Regions from separate parts of the Homo sapiens genome. Here all the other regions are linked to region 1. A link is a loop called in an ENCODE intact Hi-C map of the cell type or tissue named here. Cell type or tissue: endothelial cell of umbilical vein. All regions are shown on one strand.

Region 1 (5,000 bases):
ATGGTCCAGTGCATCAGACTGATTGTTATGCCCAGTCAAGGCCTTGTTCCCTTCCTCTCAAATGTCCTGCCCTGCTATCAAACTCCTGTTCATCCTTTCAGCCCCAGATTAGTCGTTCCCCCTAACTCCTCTCAGGCAGTGAAGTATCCACACAGCATTTATGTACCCACTTCTGCAATATGCCTTACAGTCCTGCGGGGGACGTTCAATATTAAAATCCTCTTTCTCATGTCACCAGTACCTAGCACTATGCCATGACACATCACAAGCTCTGAATAAATCTGGGATTCAGGGAAGGGTAAATACATTGTCCTCAAATATATGGGTAATTAGTCCAGGCGCTATGGCTCATGCCTGTAATCCCAGCACTTTGGGAGGCCGAGGCGGGTGGATCACTTGAGGCCAGAAATTCGAGACCAGCCTGGCCAACATGGTGAAAACCCATCTCTCTCTCTCTCTCTATATATATATATATGTAATTAATTATAACATAGTTGGGGAGAAAACGGGTTAAAAACAGACGGGGAGCCTGGTGCAGTGGCTCACACCTGCAATCTCAGCACTTGGGGAGGCCGAGATGGGCAGATCGCTTGAGCCCAGGAGTTTAAAACCAGCCTGAGCAACATGGGGAGACCCCATCTCTACAAAAATTAGCTGGGTGTGGTGGCATGAGCCTGTAGTCCCAGCTACTCAGGAGGCTAAGGCGGGTGGATGGCTTGAGCCCAGGAGGTCAAGGCTATGGTGAGCCTAGATCATGCCACTGCACTCTAGCCTGGGTGACAGAACCAGACCATGTTACAAAAAAACAAAACAAAACAAAACAAAACAAAACCAACAACAAAAACAGACTGGGTCCACAGTGAACACCCAGACTGATGAACCATCAAGTAAGTGATGCTGAAACCTTTATCTCAATGACAAATTCAACTCCTACCAGGCCAAGCCTTATTCCAGAAGTAGGGATTGCCTGAACAATGTGGCTTATGAGGTGTCAAAAGAACCCCAGAGGTCCTAAACATCTTCCCCACCAGCCTGCCAAGGTGCTTAAAGACCACTCTATATATGTATCTGCATTAAGACCTTTTCTGTTAAAATACAACACTCCTTTTCTCCCTCCTTCCTAAGAGCCAGTACATTACGCAATTCTCAGGGGTTAGCACAGCTTCAGGTAATTTATCAACTATTTTTTATATCTGATGCATTTCACCTAGACTATTTGGGTAAGCTGTGATAGAGTTAAATAAAGGTAAATTTCCAGGAGAAGAGGATGGGCCTGAATGTCTGAGGTAAGAGATAGAGAGTAGGCAGTATAGCACAGTAGTTAAGTGTGAGACCTTATGATCTGGGCCCAAATCCAGTTTCGCTGCTGGCTAGGTGAGTGACCTTGGCTAGTCACTTACCTTCCATGCCTCCATTTCTTCATTTAGATAGAAAATGGTGTTACTCAGGAAAGGGAACATCACACACTGGGGCCTGTTGTGGGGTCAGGGGAGAGGGGAGGGATAGCATTAGGAGATATACCTAATGTTAAATGATGAGTTAATGGGTGCAGCACACTAACATGGCACATGTATACATATGTAACAAACCTGCACGTTGTGCACATGTACCCTAAAACTTAAAGTATAATAAAAATAAATAAATAAAATTTAAAAAAAAAGAAAAAAAAAAGAAAATGGTGTTACCAAGATGACCTGCTTCAATGGGGCATCTGAGAATTAAACAAATCAATATATAGAAGGCATTTAAAATGATGCCCAACCTATGTGAACCCTATATAATGTGTTAATTTCTGACTAATTTATTAGAGGGGATGACATGAGATTTGGCCCTGAAAGGAGCTGCTCTGGCTTTACTACTTGCTGCCTCCTTTCCCAATTTACTGAGAAGCAGGCAAGGTCCCGAGAGGATGAGCAGCGTCCCCAAGGCCACAGCCTACTGATGGCAGAGCCAGGACTTCCTATCCAGGGCTCCCCACACGCGGAACTTCTCGAGGAGGAAGAGGGGAAGGGGTCGTGGGAGGCCAGGAGAAACCGAGAGCCAGCTTTACCATGTGTCCCTTCTGGGGATAATGGAATCCAGGCCCTTCGGGGCTTTTCCCCAGAGCTGGCTACACGTCCCGCTCTCGGGTGCGCTTGGTGTCCACGCAAACGCCATCCTCCGAACATCCCCCCGCCCACACACACACATACACACACAGCCCCACACCCTTGCGCCGGACGCACCCTCTACGTCTGGCACAGCACGGCAACTCGCTGCCCCGCTGGGAGGACTAGTCAACAGGGGGGCGGACGGGAAAAGTGACACAACTGGGCCGCGGCGCCCTCCGCGCCAGCCTCCCACGCAGCGCAGGGCGGACTTCGGCCCTCAGAGGGGTGAGGACTGGGGCCAAACTGCCCGGGTCTACCCCGCCGCCCGCAACGCTCCGGGGTCCCGCGCGGAGGGAGGCCTGGGCGCGGGCCGCCGCGGCGCACTTTTCAGGAACGCGGCGGCCGCAAGCCTGCCAGGCCGGGTCGCAGGACAGCCGCCGCCGCCGCCACCGCCACCGCCACCGCCCCCCGAAGCTAGATGACGGAGTCTTGAAAGACTTTCACCAAATATGGGCCGGGGCTGGAAACGTCCTGCGCCGCGCGCCGCCGGAAACCTCGATTCTTGGCAACCGCGGTGACTGTGGGCGCGCGGGCGGGGTGGCCGGCAGGGGGCGGCGGTAGCAGCCGGGCAGGCGCGTCCGGATGCCTCGCGTCCCGCACCCTCTCGCGGTGCGGACCCTCTCCGCTCCCTCCGCAGGGGTCCCGGAGCCGACCGCCCTCTCCGCGCGTCGGCCACCCAGTTCCTGCCGCAGCCACCAGGATCCTGGCTTCCTGGGGCTCTCCTGGCTGTCAAGCCAAGGGGATGGGGGCGGGGAAATGGTAGAGGAGAGAAATGGGATGGTACGGGGGCGCCACCTTAAAGCCGGTCTTTTGCAGACACCATTAAGTTCTGTTCATTAAGGTGGCTTTGAAGAGTGGAGTTGTGAGGTTGGGTGTGCAGCCGAGGATCTATGAAGACACACACACACACCCCTACTACAGGCACTCCGGTCGTCCAGGGCAGTGGTGCTCAGGGTGTGATCTCCGGACCAGCAGCATCAACATCACCTGGGGACTTGTTAGAAATGTAACTAATCAGAAACTCTGGGGTGGGAACCCAGAGAACCATTCATTAACTAGCCCTCCAGGCGACTCGGATGCACGCTAGTCTGAGAGCCTTCCTAGGGCTAGGAAACTGGAGTCGCCAGATTTACCGTTATTATTCTCGGTTGCCGCCAGACAGTGAGCCCTTCATTAGGTAACCTAAAATTCCCTGGCAGCAGCGGTTGAGAGACGTCCCCATCTCTCAGCCCGAAGCCAGGAGCTGCAGAAGACAAGTAGCCCCTTCTCCGTGGATTGCAATCCAAGGCAGCCCAAGGAAACAAGGCAGTCCGTTATTTCCTCCTGGGGCACCCGTATGGGGAGGGTGAAGGAGAAACTAGCAAAAGAGCCATACAGAATTAGCACCCGAAGCAACACTTACCCATAAACATTTGCACATTTCGCCTCCTGTCCGTCAACTTGGACTGATCTGCGGCTCCCAGCGGAGGCGGCGAGAAGGCGACGGGAGGCTGGGGTTTCTGGACGGTCTTTGGGCAGGACTTGAGGAGCCGCTGTTTCTCTTGCCTAATGTCGTCGATTACTAGCAGGCGCAACAGCACATGGTATATGGAGAGGCTGTGCACATAGGTTACTCTAGTGTCTCCCGCTCCCACACCTCCTGGCCCTGTTGCTCCAGCTTCCCACCCCCATCCCACAACACACCCCCTGCTTTAAATGGGCAGCTGACGGTAAGGTTCTCTAAATTTCTCTTCTGGGGCAAACTCATCCTCAAGATTCCCCAGTTGAAGTCCAGAAACAAACCCACACACCCTTGTTAAAAAAACTTTAATGTGATTTTAAAGGAATCTCTGGAATGGCGTGTGTTTGAACGCAGTGCGGCAGACTGGATCTCTGCCGTCCCCCATCCCCAACCTCCAATTAAGGTATATACGGCCAGTTGGATGATCCACTGTGCTTTTATTTTAAATCATGATGGACAGATTGCGTGAAAAACAAGGAATTCCAAAGAATTTCCTGCTCTGGGAAGAGAAGTTAAATCTATATTTAACAACATTTGAAGCTGTCAAGAATGCTTTGTGGTTGGATAACAGAGGCAGAAAAATGTTAAAAACGCAGGCTACTGCTATACCCAAATATGGAAATATTGTTACGTCTGGTGTCTGATTCACCATCTGGAAATACTTACAACCATGAAGTCAAATAGAAAAGACGCCACAACAGAAGCCAGGAACCCTCCTCTCCATTCTCTCTCTAGTTCAACCAGTACTGTCCCTGCACCCCTCCTCCCCCCTCCCGCCCCCCGTCACTTCATTAAGAAGGAAACAATAATGAAATGATAAGGCAGGAAAAACAGTGTTTTGTAAATAATAATTGATGTATTAACCTGTGTACGTGTTGGGCCCACACTTTCCTCACTGTATTTGCATAACACCTGACAATCCATTGTCTTGAAAAGTCTCCCACCCCTAACCCTCTAACAGAGCTTTAGAGATCCCACTCCCTCTAGCAAATGCTGCTTCCATTTATGAAAGGGCACTTTGGAATGAATGAAACTGAACTCCTTCCTGCAAGAATTCTCTTCACTGGAGTGTGTTTTCATCCTGACAGATTCTCATTGTGCTTATCAGGAAAGTCAGCATTAGCACTAAGGGCCTTTTCAAGCAAGACTGCTAAATTATGAAGTCTGAATAGCCTTAAACATTAAAAAGGATAAGTAGTTATCCTAGAGCATATGAGTCTTACATGATAATTTTTATTAAAATTATGCAAAAAGTTTTTGAAACTTGCAGGGAAAGTTTATCAATCACACTAATGGTATTGGTGATGTTCAAGTAAATTGTCTTGTGGTGGGGTCTTCTACTGAGTGTG
Region 2 (5,000 bases), 160 kb before region 1:
CTTTACAAGCCAGCTCTACTTCTAGAAATCTGAGAGAATTTCTAGCACGTGTAACCTAGGAGATACATTTCAGTTTATTAATTGCAGGGTTGCTCATAGTATTAATAGCAAGAAACAATCCAAATATAAATCAGCAGAAAAAACTGAATATATTCATACATTGAAATACATCATACAGTAATGTTAAGTAAAATAAGTCACACAAAAACATAAAAAGTATGATTCTATTTATGCAAAGTTCAAAAACAGAAAAAAATGAAACACTATATTATTTGGGGGGAAATAGACAAGTAATGAAATAATGAAGAAAAACAAGGGAATAGGTTGACATAAAACTCAGACGAGTAGTTACCTCTGTGGGGAGGATTGTGATTGAGGAGAGGTTCACAGATGCCTTCTAAATTTTGATTTTTTAAATCTGTGTAATAAGTATACAGGTATTCATTTTATTTTCTTTAAACTTTTCAGTTGTTTTAAAACACTGTTCTGAATGTATACTTTTCAATAATTAAAAAATTATATGTCAGCTACATTTTAAAATGAATCAAATTCTTCCTGAATCCTACCATAGGAATTATCTACTTATATAAATTATATCATGAAAGCTTTAGAAAAGCAAATAATATTAAAGAAAGAAAAGCAAATAAAATAACCCCTTAATTTATTAATACTGATGCTCATACTTTTAGTTTTGAGTTTGCTTATGTTAGGACATATTTGCATATAATTTACTTCGAGGTATGAAAAAAGAATATAAATTTTTTGAATCTTTCACTCTAACAAAGTCTTATCACAGTCTTTGTGTGACTGTGATTTTGGTTTCCTTCTATATATAGTATTTGGTTTTTGTTTTTTTGGGTTTTTTTTTGAGACGGAGTCTCACTCCCGGGTTCAAGCGATTCTCCTGCCTCAGCCTCCTGAGTAGCTGGGACTACAGGCATCCACCATGACACCGGCTAAATTTTGTATTTTTAGTAGAGACAGGGTTTCAACATGTTGGCCAGGCTGGTATCAAACTTCTGACCTCAGGTGATCCAGCCACCTTGGCCTCCCAAAGTGTTGGGATTACAGGCATGAGCCACCATGCCCAGCCTACAAACAGTATTTGACTAGTTTGATTATCTGCAGGGAAATGTTCATAAAGTTCATAATATTCCCAAAGATAGTTATTTTAAAAACAGTTGTCTCTAGTTTCTGGAAAAGAAAGAATTTAGAATAGTGTGGTCAGACCTGGAGTGGATCAGACAACTGAACTGGTGCCTTCTTTTCTTTTTTTCTTTTTTTGAAACAGGGTCTTGCTCTGTTGCCCAGGCTGGAGTGTAGCTGCATGATCATGGCTCACTGTAACCTTTGCCTCGTGGGCTCAAGCAATCCTCTCATCTCAGTCTTCTGAGTAGCTGTGACCACAGGTGCACATCACTACATCCAGCTAATTTTTGTTTTTTTTGTAGAGACGGGGTTTCGCCATGTTGCCCAGGCTGGTCTCGAACTCCCAGGCTCAAGCAATCTGTCTGCATTGGCCTCCCAAATAGGTGGGATTACAAGCATGAGCCACTACTGCACCTGGATGAACTAGTGTTTTTTCTAACCAAGGTTCTCTCAGTGGCTTTTACCGGGTAGTGGTCCTACATATAACATCATGAAGACAACACTAGATTTTACTTTTTAGAAAACCATTTTTTGTGGATGAAACCCACCAACTGTAAAATGATCAAATTATCAGGTGAAAAAATATGATTTTAGTGAAGGGACTCTGCTGGCACCTTGAGTTGAAATCTGAGACCCCGACAGCCAAGCTGGCTGGGCTGGAAGGCTCTGTGAAGCACAGCGTGCAGCCAGGAGTTGGCGCTGGTGAAGGACAGCCACCTCCTGGCAGGGCTGGATCAGTCTACTGTGCTGGGTGAGTGGGAACAGCGGGGAGGGAAGTCAGGCCTGGCTGTGTGCAAGAGCCCCATTCACAGAGAGGCAAGTGGGTTCGATATGCTTGTGTTCTAGGCCTCATCCCTTCCATCATGCCAGTCTCCATCCCCAATATCACCACCCCCACACCCTCTAAATGTTGACAGGTCCCTTCCTGAGGGCAGGTTCTTCACCACTCTTACAGCTCAGTTGACTGAGAAGTCCAATCATATTTTCTGAGAATTTAAGCAAACAGGATCCCTTTGAAGAAAATCAAAGTTGGAATGTAAATCCTATCTCCTTATAGGGAAATCTAAAAGCCTTAAAAATATTTCTCTTTATCAATCTTAATACATATAACTCTCCTTGTAATCAGCAGCAGCTTCCTGCAAAATTATTCAATACAAAAAGAATAAAATAATCTCTGTCCTCTCTAATGCCCAAATAGTATGTATTTGCCCTATAAAAGCCATTTCTCTCATGAATTGAAGAGTGAATTTAGAAAATCAACTGCAAGATAATTGAAAAATACCCTGATTTGAAAACTAAAAATAGGCAATTCATTGTCAAGCTGAGATCCTTTAAAAGATGGTCACAAAGACTGTTTTAGAAATATAATTATTACATATATTTACATACCACATACCATTCTACTAACGATTACAAATCATAGTTGCTTTGCGGAAAGTCTGTAGGAAATGGTGGCAGAAGATAAGCTTTCAGACAGTTTGATTAGGATGGGCATAATGACCAAATCTACAGAGCTCTTTGAAAACATTAGGATAAGAGGCTGAAATAGCTGCTTCATCTTTTTGAACCTCATTTGCTATTAAGCTTGCTGCTGCTGCAGGCAGATAAGATCCAAGACCAAACACAAAAACATACATTTGATTCAGCAGGAGGCTTATCTCAGCAAGTGGACCAATCAAAAAATTGGTCCAAGAAAAGCATTTCCCTTTTTCGTCCCAACAATTCAGGGTCTCTCTACAATGTAACAAGTGAAAACATGAAAGGTTAATTTGTTTTTTGTCCCACTAAAATGAGACCAATAAAACTCGGTAAAACAAGAAATTTATGAAATTCCTTAAAAAACAAATTTCTTTTTATGTGTTTATTATACAATTTGACACATCTGGGGTTTATAATTTATAGGAACAGAAGGTAAAAGACCATGAATTTGGTCTGAAATGGGCGAACTATGATCTAAACTCTGGTGCAACATAATTTATGGACCAAATACCAGGAGAAGGCATCACATTTCATTGGTATTTAAAATTTCATTTACACTTTTCAGTTAAATGCTCGTTTGCAGAGGAAGTCAACAAAAGTTTTTATCTTTCAGCCTTTCTCTCTAGCAAGCTGGAAAATGTAGCATCTCTTCGGATGTTGGAAATGTCCTTTTCAGTGTTCAGGAATGCTGTCACTTCTCCTTTTAACACAGTACCCATATCCCTGCTTTCCCATCCATTTGAATTGGTTCCTGGTGCAACAGGAACACTATCTTGCCATGCTATGGGTCCTATCCCATAATCAATGTTAGTGGTGGATAAAGGAGTGGAGTACAGATTATAGGTCAGGACAGGAGAAGCCAGTCATATCTCTCCAACTTGGCTCCCTCTATGCCCTCTGCTCATATCGTAGTTGGGTTGATGTCTGCATTACAAGAGGGAAAGAGCCTTCCATGCCTTTGCCTATAAAAGACTGGTTCTGCCCAACTTTTCCTAGCTGGACAAATCAGTTAAGTAGGATCTGTAATCAACGTATGCTAAGTTTTACAGGAAAAACAAGTTGATGCATGACAGATGTGATTGCTTTTCCTAGGAAAAAGCCATTAAAATTGTAAAAGTGTTAAAGCCTTGAACAACTCCAGGAGATACCATTATATGAATGGTGTCTCCTGGAATTGTGCGATGAAGTGCTCCTTCAAACAGTAGCAATAAGAAAGTTTGGGTAATGTGGCCAGAAGTGTGGCTCACATCTGTAATCGCAGCACTTTGGGAGGCCGAGGTGGGCAGATCACCTGAGGTCAGGAGTTCGAGACCACCCTGACCAATATGATGAAGCCCTGTCTCTACTAAAAACACAAAAAATTAGCCAGGCATGGTGGCATGTGCCTGTAACCCCAGCTATTCGGGAGGCTGAGACAGGAGAATCACTTGAAACCGGGAGACAGAGGTTGCAGTTAGCCAAGATCACACCATTGCATTCCAGCCTGGACGACAAGAGTGAAACTCCATCTTAAAAAAAAAAAAAAAAAAAAGTCTGGGTAACATATTTTAAAAATAAACTTTCTCTTTGGGACAGTTTTAGATTTAAAGAAAAATTGTGAAACTAGTACAAAAAGTTCCTATATGGACCTGCAAATGCATTCCCCTATTATTGCCTTCTTACGTTAGTATGATGCATTTGTTACCATATATTGGTTCACCTAATGTCCTTTTCCTATATTGGGATCCCATCTAGGATCCAACATTGCATTTGAATCCTCATGCCTCCCTAGGCTTCTCTTGGCTATAACAATTTTTCAGACTTATTTTTTAAGACCTTGAGAGTTTTCAGGAGAGCTGATTTTATTTTATTTTATTTTTGTAGAATGTCCCTCAAGTTGCATTTCCTTGATTTTTTAAAAATAACAATTAGTCTGGGCTTATCATTTTTTGGAGAGAATCACAGGGGTAAAGTGCCATTTTCATCACATTTTATCAAGGTTGCAAACTATCAACCCTCTGGAGCTGTGGTCTGAGCTGCGGTTCGACCTGGGCTCCTCTGAGCTATGGCTAGATGGGGTTCGACTGGGATGCAGGGAGCAGTGTCCCGAGGCTGTGCAGGGCAGCACACTCCCTGGGTCTGTCCCAGGAAACCTAGGAGGGAAGCCTCCTAGGCCTCAGGGCCTGTGATGGGAGGGGCTGCCATGAAGGTCTCTGAAATGCCTTTGAGGACTTTTCCCCACTGTCTTGGCTACCAGCACTTGCCTTATTTTTAGTTATGCAAATTTCTCTAGCAAGTGGTTGCTCAGCAGCCACATGGCCAGGTTGCAAATTTTCCAAACTCTTACTCTCTGCTTCCCTTTTAAATATAAGTTCCAGCTTTAAGTCATTTAT
Region 3 (5,000 bases), 250 kb before region 1:
GCTGGGTGTGGTGGCACACACCTGTAGTCACCTCCTCAGGAGGCTGAGGTGGGAAGATCATAGAGGTTGCCACCAGCCGAGATAGTGCCACTGCACTCCAGCCTGAGCCACAGATAATCTGTCTTGGAGTCTAATCCTTAGTCTTAAAAACCATAAAAGACTAGACCTACCATATTCTCACAATTACTTCTTCAGCTTCCTTCTTTCTAAGGCCTACGTTAACATGTAATCTAGTAGTGTTGCAGGCTTAGCATCCCTTCTACCTAGATCCCCTAGAGAGATAATTGCTACAAAGTTCCCAAAGTTTTTGGAATAAGGACAAATTTTACTATGAGTTTTTGTGCAGTTTTGCTCTCTTCAACCAGACTGCTACCTCCTTGAATGCAGGTCCAGGCATAATGAGGTGGACAGAGCATGGGCTTCAGAGTCAGAAAGGTCTGGGTCTGAAGCCTTGCTCAGCCACACACTAATTGTGTGACTTTGGGAAAGTCACATATGCCCTGTGAGCCTCAATTCCCTCAGCAGTAAAATGGGATGGGAATGCTATACCTATCCTCCACAGGGTAACTCTGAAGATTATTTAAAAAAAACCCCAAAACAGATAATGTACATAAAATGCTTAGCACAAGCTTCTAGCAGATATTAAATGTGTAATAAAAGTCGGTTCACTTCCCTCTTTGTTTCTTGCAAGTCACTTGACATATAGCAGGTGACCAAAATATGTTTGCACTAACTGGTTCATTTCTTCATTCCTTTCACCTTTTTAAACGCTACAGAGAACCTCAGGAGGGCACTGTGATGAACTGTGTGGTCAATCACATGGGTAAACAATTGAATTCCCTCAGAGAAACAAGGTATGGTCTATGTCCAGAAACAGAAATACAACTCATTATTTTTAATGTGAAAAAACATGGCTAAAATCAACAAGGCCAAGGTTTGTCTGTTTTTCAAAGCCATACAGAAGGGCACTATACTCTGTGGTCCTAACTCAAATGACTCTGGATGACAAAGTAAGACAACAGGGGGTTGGATCTGGAATTACCTGCAGAGTATGTGGCACCTAAGGGCATTCACAGAAAGAAAGAAAAGAAAAACTTTTGTGTATATCAAACCGAACACATAAGCCTCTGTCAGGTTGTGACCCCAATTTAGTAAAATAGTCCATAAACCCAATGGGCAGATTGACTTCTTCATAGTAGAGTGGGGCTGCCTCGATATGCAAGGTGGCAGTTAGGATTTGTGAAACTTCTAGACAATAGCTTTTGGTCAGTCTCACAAACGTGCTTTTTTCCAGGTGCAGGGAATGGGATTCCACTATGTCTAAATCTCTGTTTATTATGTGCTGTTGAGGGTGGACCAAGATGGCCAGTCTGCTCATGTTTGCAGTCAGAACTGGACGGTCATCCTGTCACATGAATTGGACCTAGTTTACCCAAGAAGTTCAGAATTTCTTCCAGACAACTGGGGAGGCAGTTCTCTGAGCCAGAGGTTTACTAAGTAGGACCCCAGTGGTTTGAGGACCTCAGAGAGATCCTTAGAACATGTATACACAACCACTGCTACCTGGTCAACCTAGACACAAACAAAACAAAATCTAGAAAATCTATTACTCACATTGACTTACTTTTCTAAGCAATTGGGAAAACTGTGTGTGGCATATTTTGGCCCACACATTCAGGCTAAGTGCTCCCACCACTCATAATCACCAGATAACTGCCAGTTGGCTTTCCATTTTAATTTGTGATCTGCAGAAGCTTCATTGTACTCTTTACCCACAGATAAATAAATCACCCATGTCTCTTAGTACCAGATGAATTGAAAGAGAAAGAAACATGGCAAGACTACATCTCTTAGGCCTGACTTTATTCACTGGATCTAGCGGTCTGGGCAAATTCCCCACCTCTCAGTGTGACTCATGCATGTCCGGAGGTGACTACAAAGCAAAAGCATGGAATGTCATACATTCCAGAGGAAGTGTTCTCAGGGATTGTTATCAGTGCTGACTTCTTGTTTACCAGTGAGGAAACAAACTAAAATCTCCAAGGTTGTGCCCATCTCAGAAAGTACCACGTGTCACTGAAGTGACAGGGCCTGTCCAGTTGACTTCAGCTGTTTCCATGCTCTGCCCTATCCCCCAACCTCACCTCCTTGAGTGAACAATCCTCTCCCCTACTTGGTTCCTATTTGAATTGTTCTTCAGTTACTGGCATGTATTTGAAATTGTAATCACTCTTCATTCTTTAATGCTTCTTCCTTTTCTGAGCCTTATTTTTTATCATTTAAAGCTTCTGGTGGGGACATTCCTATACTTACTAACATAAAGGCCAGTACCTACTTTAGAATTATTTGAGGACAGTTTCAATTTTTCATTACTGGGAGGAAAGGAATTATAATATCTTTAGTGGGGAAATAATTTAATGCTGAGAATATATGAAGTAATTCATTGATAAATTCTACTGAGAGTTACTCTTAAAATAAATGTCTTAACAAAACCCCAACAAAGCTACCTTAGGAGAAGCTTTTCAATTAATTTATCAAGACTCCACGGTTATCATTTTAAGACAGATTTAAGAATATGCCCAAAGAAATGACTTTTAATAATGAACAGGCCCCATTTGGAGCAGTGAGTAGTTCTGCTTAACTGAAAAAAATTACAAAAGTTATGTCAGGTGTAGCCTTTCTAAATAAAAGGGATGTATGAAGTGGTAACTGTAGATAACAAACAAGAAATATGCTTTTCCCCCTTGAAAATGCTAAAGGTGCTTATTATAAACACAAAGAGATTTTGTCTTTCGAGGCAAAGAACAGATTTCTCCTTTCCTGTTGGAGTAATTATTTTCCTTTCTCTTGTATGTTGTTATTGTCTGAATAAGCTTACCATTTATTTGTAGCTGGGTTTAGGAGACACATGTATGTACACAAGACAGGGTGCTGGCCATTCAGCAGGGAACATGCAGAGAAAGATGCAGGAAGGCTGTGTTGCTCTTGAACATCTTTCCCTTTTTACACCCTAATGGGCACTGTGAGGATGTGTTAACACATCCTGTCTGGTAGGGTATCACCTCAAAGAGCTCAGGCTCCTGAGGACTGAGCAACAGTGAGGCCAAGGAACAGGTTCTGTTTCCCCTTTGTGGATGCACAGAGGCTTTGTTAAAAGATGAGCACCATTTCAAATATCCCGAGAATGCAGCTGTTGGGCCGTTTAGTTCTGTTCCAACATTTTTTCCTAAAAAAGCATGGAGGAGGTGGTACTGCTCCAGTGCTGTATGTAGTGTTTTTCCAACCCCAGGGACTGTACTTCCTGCTTCTCACTGTGTCTCAAGCCAGAATGGAAAGGAGACACACCTAAACCCTCCACACGTCACCACAAATTCCTTTCCCTAAGAGCAGATTACTTGATATCCTGAGAGGCCCCAGACTCAACTCTGAATGATACAAATGAGTTCTACAGGATTTGGGGGAAAGATCTGAGAAGTCAAGTTGCTGTTCCGAATGCCCTTTCTGAATTTTGCCAAAGGAATGATTCCACTTTATGGAAACTAATTTGAGTGATTATTATGGGGATTAGATCAATTGGTGGTCAGCTCTGTTCAACAATCTTTTATGGTACGCCCCCTTCGGGCTCAGCACAATGGCAGTGTGAGGTGGGAAAGGGAAAGAGATGCCTTCAGGAGATGAAAAGCTATCATTTAAGGCAGGACAAGCACATGAAGAGTATGCTAGCAGTAAAAAGACAGTCAACCTCACTTTTATCATAGGCAACTCCTTAACGAAGAAGGCACGCAGCTGTAGGGAGGAAATAGCTCTGAGAATCATTGTGGCCACACTGTCATGGTCTGTTATGCAGCTGCTGGTTGGAGGAATTGGCCTTGTTCCCCAGGGTGGAGCTGTCACAAAATAGAGTGGGAACTGTCTGGCTTTCAGCCCAAGAGAATCTGCATGGCAAGTTGCATTAACAACCAGGCATTTCCGGCAGTTCCCAACATTTCTGGGAATTTTCTCATCCAAACGACTGAAAGCCCACTCCATTCTCTTGCTTCTTACTCATGCTTTCTTTGTATAATGGTAATTATGTTTTAAAAAATCCTGGGCTATGTTGTTTCATGGAACAATTTAGAACTTATTGGTCAAACTCTGAAGCAAAGGTATATAAAAGGTAGTTAGAGATGTTTAGGGAATATTCAAAGCACATTTTTGGGTCACTCATAATTGATCTTTATATTCATATATGTATATATATATATATAACATAATGTACCCATCTTAACATATCAAAGCTAAACCAGTATTAAAAACAACTGACTATGGTCTATTGATACAATATATGATGCCCAAGTACACTCTTCATTGCTACTGCATATCTAAAATCATTTATTTATTTATCCATCCATCAAGAGTGTATTGAGAGCCTGACAACATACCAGCATCAAGCCCTGGAGGTCTTTTTAAGGCTGAGCCAATATAGCTATGGATAACATTCTAAAACTGATAGCATATTTTCATGTTTTATAGTCTTTCCACAGACTAGTTCAAAATGAACACTGCCTGAGAGGGGCTTTAAGATGACTGACTAGAGGTACTGGACACCTGTTTCCCCAGCAAAGAAGAGCCAAAATAGCAAGTAGATAATCATACTTTGAATAGACATCTAAGAGAGAATGCTGGAATTCAGCAGAGAAGTGACAGAAAACACCTGAGATACTGAAGGAGAGGGAGGCAAGGTAGACAGCCTGGCTGGAATCAGCTGGGAGCCCAGAGAGGGTCCCTAGTGAGAGGAAAGGGTAAGTGAGAGATTCCCAGTGGTACATGTTCCCATGTTGACTGCTGAAATCCTAGTCATAAGAGTCTCTCAAACCCCAAGGACCCTGAAACTGGTATTCCCGGGGTCCGTGTGGCAGCATTGCTCCAGAGATGGAGCCCACTCGGGTCCCATGTACCCACTTAGTTCTGGACAGATAGAGAGCCAGTTAGAAAGCCCATTTCCCACCAGACTGCATTGT
Region 4 (5,000 bases), 130 kb before region 1:
TACCTTTTGAGGCCTAATATCCAAAATCCTTTCCTTCCTGTTATTTGCCCCCTTGTTTCAATCCCACCTCCCTTCCTCTCCCTCTCCCTCAATTCTCCTGCCACCCCTCCCCCAATCCTCTAGCATATGGCTTAGTGTCATGGAGATGTATCAAGTTTCTGGGTAGAAACTGAGGATTTCATTTCCAGTTAGTTCCTCCTCCTTTCTTCTTCTCCTTCTCTCTTCCTATTTGCCCCTTTTCTTCCTGATGTACACTATTCCTGCAGCAACAGCATTTTACATTATACTTAAATTTCACCTAGGATAGGAGAGACGTGTGTCTCACTGAAAGGATATAGGACAGGCCACCTTTCAACAGGAAGAAAGAAAGGTGGTCATCATTGAATTTTAAAACTCAATGGAATAAAAGATCAGAATGTGGCTTCCCCACACAAGGCACTCTTTCTTTCATGACAGGTCAGTGTTTGGATTCATTTATTAGCATGAGGAGGTCAGCTACACAGGAGACACCAATCACTGCCTGCCTATTTATATGCAAAAATATGCCTGCTGCTCTAAGCAAACCCACTCTGATCTTGGCCTCTGAAGCTACATCTGGTTGAACCAGAGCTGGGCACCTGAACTGAATTCAGTCTATTTATAGGCTGGCCAGCTATATATCACTTGGTTGCCTGCATCAAAAAATTAGCATGGGCCCATGAGGCTCTCCATTTAAACATTTTAAGTTGAGAAACTGGAAATCTGAGTCAGAAAGCCACAGCAGCTAAGTTACAGGAATATGAAGTAAACTCGAGTGGGCCACAAGGAAGCTTAAGATAAACCAGAGAATTGAATGAAGCAAGTGGACAGTGAGAAGAGATGGCATGAGTAGAAAGAGAGACTTCATGTCCCTAATGATTCTGTGGTTTCTATTTGAGTCTATCCTTACAATCTTCCTCCTCCTTCTTGCAGGAATATGTTTCAGTTATTTGCAACCTAAAGGAATCTGACTAGAATGTAAAATCATTGACCTAGTAATATGATTGCTAGTCTGAGCCTGGAGGTAGCTCCCGTTTACTTCCAAGGCTTGCCAAAGATTCAAATGGAGTTACCAGGAATTGTAAGTTTAGTCAGTCTGAATTATGCAAAATGTTAACCAAAAGCTACACTGACCTTTGATGTCTGAATTTCCTCATCAACAGGCTAATCCTTGACAGAAACACTGGAAGGATTTCTTCTCTGCAAAACTACCCTCTTCCTTCACGCTGAATCATCAGAAAGAGGAGCCGGCTGCATCCCTAAATTCATCCCTTATTTTAATTAACCCAAGGATGACATGGAGGCCTTGGAGACCCTATACAGTGCTGTGTGTTCAGCAGTAAATATCCACCCATTGTAGTCAGGAGCCAGCATCTTCATCATCCTTTCTTGTTAGAACAAACTTGTCCAACCCATGGCCCATGGGCCACATGTGGCCTAGGACGGCTTTGAATGCGGCCCAACACAAATTTGTAAAGTTTCTTAAAACATTAGGAGATTTTTTTGTGATTTTTTTAAGCTCATCAGCTATTGTGTTAGAGTATTTTATGTGTGGCCCAAGACAATTCTTCTTCTTCCAATGTGGCCCAGGGAAGCCGAAAGATCGGACACCCCTATGTTAGAACACCAAGGTCTATTACTTTGAAGTTGTTATCCTGGATTACCAATCAGAATTTGTGTTTTCACCATTACTAAGCCTACTCTTTAATTCTCTCAATCATCTCTGCTCTAAGAGATAAGGAATGGCAGGAATTATTAAGAGTGAGAGGTTCTGAAAATCTGGTTGGTTTATTTTAGAGTTCTATGAAGTATTCATTTCCTCCTTGTACCACCCCCCTTTGTTTACAAGTGAGTATCCCTCTGTTGCTCTCCTTTGGCACAAATATTCAGATGAAAAACATCCACATAAATGAGCGGTGTCTTAATCTGAAGAAATGTGCTCTGCATCCCATCAATAGGAGCTCTAATTCCCCTATGGTTCAGGACACTCCAGTGACTCAAATGACCTTTCTGCCAAAGGATCTGCATCACTTCCTTTGTTCCTGTTCTACATAATATGGAATTACAATAATGTGAATAATTTTTCTTTTATAAAAAAACCCCACGAAACACAGGAAATCTATCAAAAACAGTTTTGACAATTGAGAAAATCACATTTTAATCTGTTTAATTAAACACAGTGAAATTTCTTTTCTGCCAGCAAAGAATTTTACAAATTTTACAAAATTGGACTAGATTCAGTTTAGTGAGCATTCCAAGAACAAGTTTGTTAAACTGAGACAGAAAAGTAGCATTTAATTGATAAGCTATATAGCTAGTTACTACAGGAGAAGGGGAAAGAGACAAAGTTAAGGGTGTGCCTCAGTCAAGTTATCGTACCTCAAACTTCCTAAGAGGCTAAATCTAGTAAATACTTTAAAATATAAAAGCACACATTGGTTCTGAGTCCCGTCAGTAAAATGGCCCAATAGCACAAGGCCAGTGACCAGGGATGGTTCCGACTCTGGGCAAAACAAAGAAGACTCAGAATGGCAGCTGGCATCAGGGGCCCCCACAGAAGGGGCTAGGCTGAGGGCACAGGCCAGCATAAGGCAGGTTGGTGTCTGGCCCAATGCAGACATATGAGAAGGTTGGCAGAACATGGCACCAAGAGGACATAGCAGTATGTTTGAGAGATTCTCTCATATGAGGACTAGAGGTCAGCCTTGGGGTCTTTTGCAGGGAATCTAGGTAGGAAACCAACAAAAGGGGTCAAGATGTAAACCCAGTTAATGGAACCAAGGCACTACCTGAGCATATGAAATGAATAAGAGTCATGGTGGGGTAGGGCCATCAGCAGAATGATGAGGCTGACCAACAGACCTATTGAACAAGGGACACTTTATTTCTTCTAATAGCCAGATGGCTTCCAGGGCTTGGAAGGGGGCCAAGACAGCTAGAGAGAATGATGGATTTAAAGTGCTGGCACCCAGTAAATACAGGATAAACGATACTGCTGTTGTTTATTGCGGGTGAAGGATTAGCTGGGAGAAGGTGTATAACACTGGAAGGGGTCTCTGAACCTGAAAACTACATGAAGCACAACGGAGATGCATGTGTGGTGGGTGAAAGTCCAAGCAGGTGGGGCTGGATCTCTGGAAAGCATGGCAGCAGGAACAGGTGGCAGATGAAGTTGGGAGGTGGAGAAGAGGTGTGTTTGTACTGGAGAGAGAGGTAGACTACAGGGTCAAGAAGTCAGAGCTGGCCAGAAGCAGGTGCCCATGGTGCTGGAGTACAGGGGCAGGATTCTTGTCCCTTCCAGCAGAGAGAGGGAATATTCCTAAGAATAAAATCAGAGGTATACAAACAGGAGCAACAGCATGGGTAATCCACTAATTCCTCTGCAACACAGGTAACACCGGTCTCATCTAAAAGCTGATACTCAGGTCTTTTGCAAGTAAGGTCTCTTATTGACATTTTACAACTTTATGAGACAAGTTGCGTTTTTTCTTTAGGACACTTACTGGTATTTTTAATTACACATATATTTGCGATTATTTATTTCATGCTTATCTCTCCAATTAAACTACAGGCTCCATGAGGGCAGGCATCATATTTGTTTACTTTATGTTTTGCATGTAGTAGGCACTAAACAACAATTGCCTGTTGAATAAATAAAAGTAGTGTCACCCTTTCTTACAGGTGACAAACCTGTATCAAAAGTTTTTTTGGCCAAGTTCACCTTGCTAATAAGTGGTAGGTCTGGGTCTTTACAGGTGACCGAAGCTTTCTAAGAGTAGTCTCTTTCTATCAGGACCTCTCTCTAAGGTTGTCACAGCTTGGTGTCACAGTTATTGTGCAAAGGATATTGGTCAAATCTAGTCAATCCGATATATCATCAAGAATAGGCTAGTTATCGCCAGTCCATAAATAATAATGTTACTATTACCATACGTACAATCCTTCACTCATCATAACATTGCCACTGTAATCACTGTTGTATAAAGCATCACAGCATTCAAAAAACTTTGATCTTCATGCATCCTTGGGAAGAAGGCATAAAGGTATTTTACAGGAAACTGAAACTTTTGAGTTGCCTGAGATGATGTAACTGAGAAGTGGAACTGAGACTCAATTCCAGGTGGAATTTCACCTGCAATGTAAGAGGAATTTTTTAAGTACTTAAAATGGAAAATATATCGAATGTGTAAAGATACTTAAAATGTGAATTCAAATGCTAATATATGACTAGTTCAAGATCAGATGATAAGCTTAATGGCAGAAATATCTCTAAGTATTCATTCACTTAGAAGATCAGAGGATGAAGAGAAATTATAAAAAGGGTAGTACCTTTTGACTCAGTTGAGTCTGATGACCTACTCCTAAAACCATGAGCTGGAGAGAGGCCAGTGCCCACAAGAGACCTGCCTGTAGAGTGGCACAGGCGCTGGGTGACTGGCCCGGCTGCCAGCTGAGGATCAAGTGCATATCTCTAATGGTCTTACCATCCTCCTGGCATGTTTCAGGTGGAGTCAGCATAGGGGTCCAAAATACAAGAGCAATGAATGCCAACTGCTGGACAGAATCTCAGTCTGGGCAGGCCACAGGTGGTCTGGCCACAGCCCAATGGATGGAGGTCTCCAGTTTCCAGGAAGAGAAGATAGCAGGAGAAGGGCACAGCCTCAATCCTTAGGGGCTTGAATAGCAGCCCTTTAGAAAGACAAAAAGCATATAAAGGCAGAAAGAAGAGGGACTGATCACTGATGGAAGAGCTACTCTGTGCATGGTACTGCTCAGTACCTTACCTGTATTATTGCATTTATTCACCATAACAATGCTATAGGGTAGTCAAAACCACCTCAACACTACAGATGATGAAAGTGATGCTGTACTTGCTCAAGGCCACACAGCTAATAAGCACTGGAACCACAATTTGAATTTATAGCTGTCCCCTGCCAGTCCTCAGGGCACATGGAAAGGAAGAGAACGCCCCCTCTCAAAAG
Region 5 (5,000 bases), 230 kb before region 1:
GTCCTCATGGGCATTTTGGCCCTGTAGGCAATTATGCTTCTTTAGTAGAATCAACATATGATTATTATTTTAAAAAGTAAGGTATTCTCTAATATCAGTAATAGTGTGAAGTTTAACTTTTTTCCCCCTTTTTGGCATATATCTTCACACAGTAAGATCAGGTCCTGTTGTTAGGTTTTTCTATGAGTGTGTGTGTGTGTGTGTGTGTGTGTTGGAGGAGGAGGTATGGGAATATGAGTCAAATGCAAGCTTCCTGTTCTCAGAAAATGATAACATTAGTGATTTTGGTAACTTGGAATATTTTAATGAGGAATTTTAGCATGTCAAATGGATTAAATCATGGCATCCAAATTATTACCCAGTTAGGTATTATATTTCAAGTTTATACAATGTTTAATTCTGGGCAGGAAAAACCTAAGAAGTTTCTAGTTTTCTATGGCTTTAATTTGAATACTTTCTTTACTTTTACTGCTAATGTAATCGGGATATGTTATTTTGCACCTGTATGACAAAAACGTTGGCTTCTTCAGGTGCACATTATTCGGGATTGTAAGCTGGGCACTTTTGGAAGTTGCAGATATCCTTGAAAGCAGTGGCTCTCAACCTTGGCCTGTGCATTAGAATCACCTGCAGAGCTTTTAAAAAATGCAGATGCCTGGGTTCCATTCCAGACCCAGAATATCAGAATTTTCTGAGATAAACCCAGGGTAGTATGTTTTCAGAAAGCTACTCAGATGCCTTTAAACCACTCTCACTAGGAACCACTAATTTAAGGTCACTTATAGACTTTTTCTTTCAGAAGTTAGAGTCTTGGGTTGAAAGGCCCCTTATAAGGCTATGTGGCCAACCATCCAACAGATGATTACCCCTACAATATCCTATAGAGTCAGTTTAATACTTTTTGATGGTCTAGTATATACTGGACAGGATGAACAGCACTTTTAAATATAATTTATTCCTTTTTCCCTTTGACATTTTCTTGAAAGCCCAAAAGGAAAAAAAAGCACATTATTCCCTTTCTCCTACTTGGCCAATTTTGACTTCTTCCTGCCTTGGGACTAATGCTAAAATTCAGCATGGCTGTTTTGGTGTCATAGCTTCAAATTATTTATTGGCTTATTATGCCAAAACATTTTATTTTGGCCACCCTAGCCTTGTTGGCATACAGCTCTGGGAATATTGTCAGATGAGGCAACTGCTGCCAGGAAAAGGAGCATAAACAGTTGTTACAAATTCAGAAGCTATTTGGTTTTGTGTTTTAATTTCTTAATACACGCATGGCAGATTTAAAAAAATCATTGTTTTGTGGAGCTGGTGAATACAACAGCCAGATAGTAAGACAAAATTAAACCTACAATGGGATTGTCAGTATGCCTTTCATAGCAGAGACTCAAAGTGGAAAATCTTGTGGCTACACACTATAATTCCCTGTGACAACAATAACTAAAAATGCAAAGTCTTTATTTTTTCCATTTCAATCACCCTGTTGATATGAGCTAGTTAGTTCTCATTCTGTCTTTTGGGTTTTGCTAGTTGTCATTAAAGGAAATTCCAGGCAATAAAAAGCATATAAAATCCAAACACATTAAGGGTTTTTCCATCTTCATTTTTTATATGACCATCTATAAAATAACATGGACATTTTTGGACATAAAAGCAATGCTGCAGCTGAGTCAAAACAAGAGGAAATACAGTCTGAGTGATCTCTATTATATAGTTAGTCATTCAAAAGAAAAACAGGCTGTGTGCTATGCAATTTAAATGAGGTACAAAGCAGCTCTTGTGTTCATTCAAGGAATGTTAGAAATTCAGTTAGTTATTTCAGGAAGTAGATAAGAAACCTAAAAGACATTTCCATTGAGATGCATTGTGAGCATTTTAATTTAAAATTACAAGTCTATTGAAAAACCACATACTGTATTTAAGCTCCATTTACATGACAAAGGCACAAAAAATGGAGTGGTGATCTCATAATTCTTTTCTTACCACGTCCTTGTAGTATTTTTATTAAAAGTATTTTTAGGTAATAATTTATTGTGATACAAAAGAACAGAATTACTAATTTTAAAAAAGTCCACCAAAGAAAACTATAGCTGTATCCCATAAATATACACAAATGTAATATATGAAAAAAATGAAAACAAAAACAAAACAAGACAAAACAACAAAAAATTCCTCTCCCACGGGGTTAGGAAGGTGAGGATGCTCCTCCTGCTGCCCGGCCAGCAGATGGCACAGTCCTGTAGCCGGTCAGTGCTGCAGTCCCTCCCAGGTGGGGTCAGCAGCTTCCTCCTCTGAATAGTTTCAGGAAAGTTTTAGCTAAAGGTACCACCTCCCCTGACCTCCCTCCCTCTCTCCCTTCCCTCCCTTCATCCTTCCCTCCCTTCCCTCCCTCCCTTCATCTTTCCTTCCTTAAGAAAATTTTTTTTTCTCCAATTGACTGGAAGAGTGAATGCTACCAATGAGGTCAAGTTAAAAATCATTACTGAGAATTACTGTGAGTCCCTCCTGAGGCAGATATTACTATCTGTCCTCCTGTGACGATAGCATGTAATTAATCCAGGTTTTTGGAAAAGAAGGCAATTTCAGGGATGGATCTAGAAAAAGAACAAGGTGAGATGTGGTATAGATTTACTCTTTCTTATGTCTTTTTCCCCCTTAATTAAAAAAATTAAAAACAGGGTAGTCTGTGGAAAAGACAGTCATCATGTAGAATGGTAAAGCAGGGGGTTAGGAGTTAGGCACACTTAGTTATTGGAGAATTATTTCTGTAAGTCAATCATAGCCTACTTCCAACAATGTAACATATATATTTTTCCTAAACTTTAAAAAATTAAAGTATACAAAGTGTAATATATAAAGTATAACACACAAAGTGGCCCTCTGGACCATGACTGCCTCCCTTCATCTTAAAATAACTATTATTCTGACAGGTAACAGTAGAGAGTAGCTTTGCCTCTTGTTTAACTATGTGCATGAAAGAATAGAATATTTATTCTTTGGGGGGGTTGGCTTCTTTTGTTCAAACTTTGGAGTAACTGGAGTACTCATCTTTTTAGAGAAGGCAAACATTCCTTCTGGAAGAGTACAAACAGGTCTAATGCCTGTGTGCTAATTAATTTGTCTTACATTATTTTTTTTTTTTTTTACAGGTAGAGGGGTATGAAGGTGAGATGCAAAGTTGGGAGAAAAACTATAGGAAATGCAGGTTGCTCTAAAAACTAATTTGGCCTAAATAATAGTATTTCTAGGATCAGACTTGCTGTTAAATATCTAGCATTTGTTCAAACCAACCTAACTTCTAGTACCTTTGCCATATGGATGGTAAAATGCAGTAATAATGTCTTCCTTTCTTCTTTCCCTAGATTGGTACCCTGTATTAAATGTGTTGTGGTGGCCAGGCCTGTAATCCCAGCACTTTGGGAGGCCGAGGCAGGCAGATCACTTGAGGTCAGGAGTTCGAGACCAGCCTGGCCAACACGGTGAAACCCCATCTCTACTAAAAATTCAAAAATTAGCTGGGCGTGGTGGCGGGTGCCTATAATCCCAGTTACTCAGGAGGCTGAGGCAGGAGAATCTCTTGAAAGTGGGAGGCAGAGATTGCAGTGAGCCAAGATCAAGCCACTGCTCTCCAGCCTGGGCAACAGAGTGAGACTCCATCTTAAATGAATCAATGAATGAGTGGATGAATGAATTTATGTGTTCTGGGCTTTTTAGCTGAGAATTGCTAAACTCTTCCTAGATGGATGATTTCATTTAAATATACAATGCACACACTATTAACTCTACTATAATCTCAAATGGCAAGATGATGATCTCCATAAGAATCCACTTCATTAACCAAGAGTAGATTGCAACCCATTACAAAGTATTTCAAATGCAATAAAACTACCCAGAAACCCTTGGGGCTCTCAGCTTTACCTAAACATGTAAGAAGTAGATTCTGAAGGAACCAAGTACTCAGAGAGCAGTGACAGAGGTGAGAAGTAATCAAGCTTTCGGTGTGTAGCACAGGAAGGCACAATTCACCTCTGTTTAAGTAATATGCCCTTTAAAGAGATGCCCAAGTGACCAGGGACTTCTCTACAGAGGAAAGAACTGAGACATCAAGGTTTACAAGGGAAAAAATAAATATCTGGTACCAAACTCACACCTATCCTGAGACTGCTCAGATCCTGGATACCAGTAAAAAATGGAAAGTCAGGAGATAGGTGGAAAGACACGGAAGGAGCAGACAAGCTCGGCTAGAACCAATCTATGGCAAAATAATTAGAAAAGGTTTTCTAATTAAAAAAGAAGATTCAGTATGGAGTAGGTTGGGCAACTGGGGCCAGGGGAATCAGGGCCCAGGAAACTTGTTTCTGGAACTGTAAGATCCCACTCAAAATGATTATTTCATCAGGTCTCAGTATTTTGAACTGTAAAATGGGAAAAACAAAGCCAATACCACTTTTATCACTTATAAGTGATATATTTGTCTCTATTCATCTGTCTTCCTGCCTGTCTATAATAACATGGAGTATTTATATTTCTATGTTAGTTAGCAATTAATAATTGCCCCATTAGATCTAATTAAATGAAGGAGCTTCTGCACAGCAAAAGAAACTATCATCGGAGTGAACAGGCAACCTACAGAATGGGAGAAAATTTTTGCAATCTACTCATCTGACAAAGGGTTAATATCCAGAATCTACAAAGAACTCAAACAAACTTACAAGAAAAAAACAAACAACCCCATCAAAAAGTGGGCAAAGGATATGAACAGACACTTCTCAAAAGAAGACATTTATGCAGCCAACAGACACATGAAAAAATGCTCATCATCACTGGCCATCAGAGAAATGCAAATCAAAACCACAATGAGATACCATCTCACACCAGTTAGAATGGCAATCATTAAAAAGTCAGGAAACAACAGGTGCTGGAGAGGATGTGGAGAAATAGGAACACTTTTACACTGTTGGTGGGACTGTCAACTAGTTCAACCATTGTGGAAGACA
Region 6 (5,000 bases), 110 kb before region 1:
TAGAGCTTTGGAGTTCTCTAAACCCGAGTTCAAATCCTGGTTTTACAGGTTACACTCTATAACCCTGGCCAATTTATTTAATCTCTCCAGGCCTCAGTTTCACCAACTTTAAAATAGGAATTATGATAGTATTGAGTTCAAAGAGTTGATGTGAGTATTAATGAAATGCACATCATAAATCTGGTATGGTGTATGGCAAGTGGCAAGTACCCAATAAATATTAGCTAATAATAGTGATAACAGTAAGCTGAGAACTTAAGACAGATAAAAGGGAAGAGAGGAAAGAGGAAGAGTACCCGGACAAAATAAAAGCAATAGTCTGGTGAGCTTCAGTGAAAGAACCTCGCTCGATCCATGGATCAGGGGATGCTTGGGGTGGGATCAGAGGTGAAGCTGAAGCTGGAAAGGCAAGCACAGCCCAGCTCAATGGGTTTATCTAAGCTCAGTGGGGGCCCCTTGAGAATTTTAGTCAGAGAAGGGACAGGATCAGATCTGAGTTTTTAAAAGACCAGCTTGGCTACAGTGTGGGAATGGAATGGAAAATTGACAAGACTAGAGGCAGAGATCAGTGACAATAATTTTAAAATAATTCCTTGGCTACTGTGGATTTTCACAGTTGGGAATGCAGACATCACATGAAAAAAATATACAGCAATCCATAGAGGGTCTTGAAGTAACTATCTTCTTGTATTAGCATTTCATTCATCATTCATTCATTCATCCACTCACTCAACAAGCATTAACACCTACCAAGGCGGTGAGCTGGTGCCGTGAGAGATTTCTACAAGCATTGCCCTACATGACTCTGCCCTCCAGAAGCATCCCATCCAACACTGACTGCCCATATTCCTCTCCCTGCCTGGGAGGCCTGTTACCCTGGTGACCCAGATCATGTGCAATGCAAAGGCAGGCACCAGCAGGAGACCCAAACCCAGAGGCAGTATCACATAGTAGAGAGATGTCACTAACTACATCAGTGTATAGCTGACTTCTTATTAACGGAGTAAATCTTCCCTGATCCATAGTTAAGTGAATAATAATAGTCAACATTCATCAAATGTCCTGTCCTGTGAATTTCAGGTAGATTAATACATCTATTACAACAACTTTGTGAAACAGGTATTATTATGTCCACTGTATAGATGCGAAAACTGAGGCAAGAGACACTCCCTAAAGGTCACAGAATTAGAAAGTGGTAGAGCTGAGATTCAGTCTAATGTTTTTATCCACTACACCATGTGACTTCTGGCAGTGGGCCACCAGGCTGATATCAGAATTAAACCAATTTAAAATGTATGCTTCAAAATCTAGGCAGGGGAAAAAGATCACTGCTCACTTAGGTATCAGGGAGGCCAAAGCTTGGAAGCTTTTATTATAGGAATAAAATGAAATGGGTGAATAAATATGGTGACAGTCTCTTGAGAAGAAATTGGACTACTCTCATCAAAAGAGTGCCATTTTGAAAGGGTTTTGAAATCGATTTTGCTCTTTTAAGTTCAAACCATAGCTCTGCCATTTGGCCTAGAACGCATTAGAAAGTATTCAAATGGGATTACATTCCTTATCAGTTTAAAAGAGTGGGACATCTCACAGACTCAAAGATGGAGAGGTGTGGCAAAGACATCAAAGGGCTAGCAGAGATCTGTTACTCTTTTGGTTTTCTGTTAATGGAGGGTGAAATAAAAGCTGATTATCTCGATGAGAAATTAGTAGAATATGCTTATTTTCTCAGACCATGTGGCATTCCATCAACCAAGTAGTGGAGCAGGTGAGGAATAAGCATATTTTATCATAAGCTCTATGAGGCATTTCCAATGTGAAGTGAATACAGACAAAATAGAAAAAAAATTCTTAAATCTCCAGAAATGAAAGAAACCACTAGCTTCTTGCAATGCCACTGGATGCCAATAGCAACGGAGTCTTGAGCCTGGGCTCTTAACTGGCAATGAGAAGAATCCCAGGCCAGATGGCATTTTAAAATCCAATCTCACTCTATTTGTCTCTCCCCACTAACCTACATTGCACTTAAAGCAATCAGCCATTTCACAAGCTGCAGTATTTCAAAGTAGTTACAACCCTTGAGAACAGAAAAACTCTCTTAATTGCTGTGAGTTTAAAAATATAGAGAATAAAAATTATGGAATTTGTGAAACAACCATCTCTAATTAAACACGCTCGCTAGCACACACACCCAACACCGCACAGAGTACAGCTTTTCAAACCTAGCCCATTCATGCACACATTTAGCACAGCTCACCAACAAAACACTTTTCCTTCCATTCATTCACTTACTAGTCCCGTTCTTTGGGACTCACTCGCCACCACTGAAAACTAACTTGAGAAGCCCCAGGTCTGTGGGCACCGACACCCCGTTAATTCATCCAGCTTGTCCTGCTCCGAGCGCCAGGCAGGACTTGGGGGCTTCGGTGTCACGACTGGCGCTGCCCCCTGGAGGGACGCCCAGCCTCCACCCGCCCTACCGGAGCGGCACCCCTCGCGGCCCTCGCTCCCTGGGAAACACTCAGAGTTGCACTGTCGTCGCTGCCGTTTAATTTTCACAAATAAAAATGCCCGTGAGACGGAATCCCCCGCCCACCCACCTGCCCGAGACCGTACAACCACATTGAATCGGATCCTCCAGAAGGCTGCCGGCAGCCGGGAGGTGTGAACAATGAACTTCTCTCTGACTCTCTGACACACACACACACACACACACTCGCCCCCCGACGGGAAGTTGTGAACTACTAGCCCGAGGGCCAATGGCGCGACTCCCCAGGCAACACGGCGGCCGGCGGCGGGGGAGGGCCTGGCGCGCGCCCCGGCCGCGCCCCTCGAGTCGGCAGTTACCTCCTTCCTCCGGCTCGGCGCCCCGGGTCGGGTGATGAGGGCCGTCTCCTCGCACACCACGGCCACGTCCTCCACGAAGACGCAGTCCGGAAGGCTCTCGTCGGCCGGCAGCTCCACCACCTGCAGCCCCAGCTTGCTGCCCAGCACGCCCACGTAGAGCTGGTGCTGCCGTTCCGCGCGGGCGACGTCCACCTCCTCGCCCTTGGCGCTTCTCAGCGCGTGCTGGCCGAGCGACTCGGGTAGCGCCCGCACCACGGCGTGGGTGGCCCGGCCGAAGGCGGCGGGGTGGCCGAGCCCGGCCATGGCTTCGGGAGGCTTAGGGGCGGCGGCGGCGGCGGAGGCGGCCGGGTCCTGCCGCGGGCAGCGCGCGCTGAGCCTGCGAGCGCCCGTCGGCTCCTCTTGGCAGCCGCTGAATGTGGTGCAGAAGGAGCCCAGCTCGCGCCCGGAGCCCTGCCCGCGCGACTGAGCATGCCCAGAGCTCCGGGCGCCGGCCCGCGCGCATCCCGCGCGCCCACTCCGGCGCTCGCGGGTCTCGCGCCAGCCCAGGCGGGAGTTGTAGCGGCGAGCGCCGGGCGAGGAGTGGGGCCAGGAGAGGCGGCCGGGGAAGCAGCGAGGGCAAGAAGTATGCGGAGGCGGGGGACCTCGGCGAAAAGCCACCGCTACCCGGACCTGGCGGTACCTGTGTTCTGTCGCAGGTGCACACCTCCCATCGTCCCCAGCGCGGACTTGGAGAGCCGGCCTCGGTCTGGACAGAGCAGCTGGAGGGCTTCCTGGTCTTTACCTGAACAGTTTAAACCTTGCGTGCTTACAAAGTCTAGCCCACTTTTGAAGAGCTATAATGGTTTACAGATTCTTCATGTTGAGCTTAAATCCCACGGGTCCCAGTTCTGTTTTCTGGCCTTACCTAAAGTACAAGTTTTTCTTGTTTTGTGTGTGTTCGCGTGTGTGTGTGTTTTCACAAAACAGCATTTGCATATCTGAAAACAGTTCTAATTATCTATGCTGCCTAACACCATCCTCTACCCCCCACCCTAAACCCCCTCCAGTCCTGGAGCCCAAACCACTGAAAAGTAACTAGTGATTTGGTTTCCAAGTCCCTTCAACATTCTGGTCAGCTTCCTTTTGATACACACCAATTTGCTTGTATCCTTTTAAAATCATAGTATCCGGAAAATAAACAATTCTTCCTGTGTGGTCTGACCAGCACAGACTACAGCAGCACCCTTGTTCCAGATGCTGGGCCTCTATGAACACTGCCTAAGCCTGTATTCACTTTTTTGGTGGTCTAGGGCCAAGGCCCAGGCTACAGCCTTCTTGCCAGAACTCTGATCCCAGCTTTTAGGAAACTCTGGATTTCTAGGAGCAGGTCTCTCTGAGCATCCTAGAATGGTTGCCCCAACTGAGCCCAGAGATGTGATCTGCCTTCTCTCCCCTCCCACAAGGGTGGTGTGAATTTATAAATGAGCTTCAAAATTCTCAGCTTCACATTTGAGGAGTTTTTTTTGTTTTTTGTTGTTGTTTTGTTTTGACGGAGTTTCACTCTTGTTGCCCAGGCTGGAGTGCAGTGGCACGATCTCGGCTTACTTCAACTGCTGCCTCCCCAGTTCAAGCAATTCTCCTGCCTCAGCCTCCTGAGTAGCTGGGACTACAGGTGCACGCCACCACTCGCGGCTAATTTGTATTTTTAGCAGAGACAGGGTTTCACCATGTTGGCTAGGCTGGTCTCGAACTCCTGACCTCAGGTGATCCACCCGCCTCCACCTCCCAAAGTGCTGGGATTACAGGCATGAGCTACCACGCCCTGCCCAAATTTGAGGAGTCTCAAGGACAGCTCTGACACTGACATTGGGAAGTGGGACCAAAAGTAAAATAACAAACCTTTAAGACCGACTAGGTAGTACTTCTAAAGCAAAATTCTTAGGGGATCCAGGCAGCCCCATTAGCCCCAGTTTAGCGTCAGAAATCACTTAATGGTGTCCTCAGATGGAGGATTTCCATCAAAGTTACAGGTGAAAGTTGATCTTTTACCTTAAGCTTGCCCTGGTTAAATATAAAATTTATTTATTTTTAAATTAGTTCATTATTTATTCTTTTTTTTTTTTTTTTTTTTTTGAGATGGAGTTTCGCTCTTGTTTCCCAGGCTGGAGTGCAAT

Evidence for each region. Peaks named below come from ENCODE experiments on the same cell type or tissue, not always from the same donor. Only the 100,000 strongest peaks of a DNase experiment are listed, where the experiment ranks them.
Region 2: it touches region 1 in a loop (5-fold over the local background); 17 of 110 quality-filtered maps call a loop at or near these places.
Region 3: a loop joins it to region 1, with 10 times the contacts of the local background. A loop is called at or near these places in 22 of 110 quality-filtered maps.
Region 4: it touches region 1 in a loop (9-fold over the local background); 2 of 110 quality-filtered maps call a loop at or near these places.
Region 5: it touches region 1 in a loop (13-fold over the local background); 10 of 110 quality-filtered maps call a loop at or near these places.
Region 6: it touches region 1 in a loop (9-fold over the local background); 25 of 110 quality-filtered maps call a loop at or near these places.

What each region holds. Positions count from the first base shown.
Region 1 is chr1:85,574,432-85,579,431 of GRCh38, forward strand. It overlaps LOC124904208 (a long non-coding RNA gene), which reads right to left and starts at 2,615. Exons shown (of 2, transcript XR_007066201.1): 1 at 2,595-2,615; 2 at 1-1,473. It also overlaps a transcript of DDAH1 not described here. RefSeq lists silencers at 2,369-2,568, 2,679-2,958 and an enhancer at 3,439-3,498. In endothelial cell of umbilical vein, a CTCF peak has its summit at 2,691 (motif pointing right); DNase peaks (open chromatin) are centred at 2,230, 2,650, 3,630 and 4,210; H3K4me3 peaks cover 2,428 bases; H3K27ac peaks cover 3,372 bases.
Region 2 is chr1:85,415,402-85,420,401 of GRCh38, forward strand. The region is part of intron 1 of DDAH1 (dimethylarginine dimethylaminohydrolase 1); the gene reads right to left. Among named protein-coding and RNA genes, the nearest start is that of DDAH1, 47 kb to the right of the region's middle. In endothelial cell of umbilical vein, no CTCF peak of the experiment used is centred here; DNase peaks (open chromatin) are centred at 1,960 and 2,610; H3K27ac peaks cover 2,223 bases.
Region 3 is chr1:85,327,193-85,332,192 of GRCh38, forward strand. The region is part of intron 4 of DDAH1 (dimethylarginine dimethylaminohydrolase 1); the gene reads right to left. Among named protein-coding and RNA genes, the nearest start is that of BCL10, 53 kb to the left of the region's middle. RefSeq lists enhancers at 903-1,072, 1,548-2,126. In endothelial cell of umbilical vein, no CTCF peak of the experiment used is centred here; DNase peaks (open chromatin) are centred at 1,989, 3,259 and 3,909; H3K27ac peaks cover 4,938 bases.
Region 4 is chr1:85,446,617-85,451,616 of GRCh38, forward strand. The region is part of intron 1 of DDAH1 (dimethylarginine dimethylaminohydrolase 1); the gene reads right to left. Among named protein-coding and RNA genes, the nearest start is that of DDAH1, 16 kb to the right of the region's middle. In endothelial cell of umbilical vein, no CTCF peak of the experiment used is centred here; a DNase peak (open chromatin) is centred at 1,955; H3K27ac peaks cover 2,874 bases.
Region 5 is chr1:85,342,202-85,347,201 of GRCh38, forward strand. All of the region lies in intron 4 of DDAH1 (dimethylarginine dimethylaminohydrolase 1), which reads right to left. Among named protein-coding and RNA genes, the nearest start is that of BCL10, 68 kb to the left of the region's middle. In endothelial cell of umbilical vein, a CTCF peak has its summit at 2,211 (motif pointing right); DNase peaks (open chromatin) are centred at 130 and 1,670; H3K27ac peaks cover 4,268 bases.
Region 6 is chr1:85,461,896-85,466,895 of GRCh38, forward strand. It overlaps DDAH1 (dimethylarginine dimethylaminohydrolase 1), which reads right to left and starts at 3,264. Exons shown (of 6, transcript NM_012137.4): 1 at 2,848-3,264. The coding sequence starts at 3,150. RefSeq lists silencers at 2,673-2,872, 3,113-3,522. In endothelial cell of umbilical vein, no CTCF peak of the experiment used is centred here; DNase peaks (open chromatin) are centred at 1,366, 2,806 and 3,326; H3K4me3 peaks cover 3,284 bases; H3K27ac peaks cover 3,493 bases.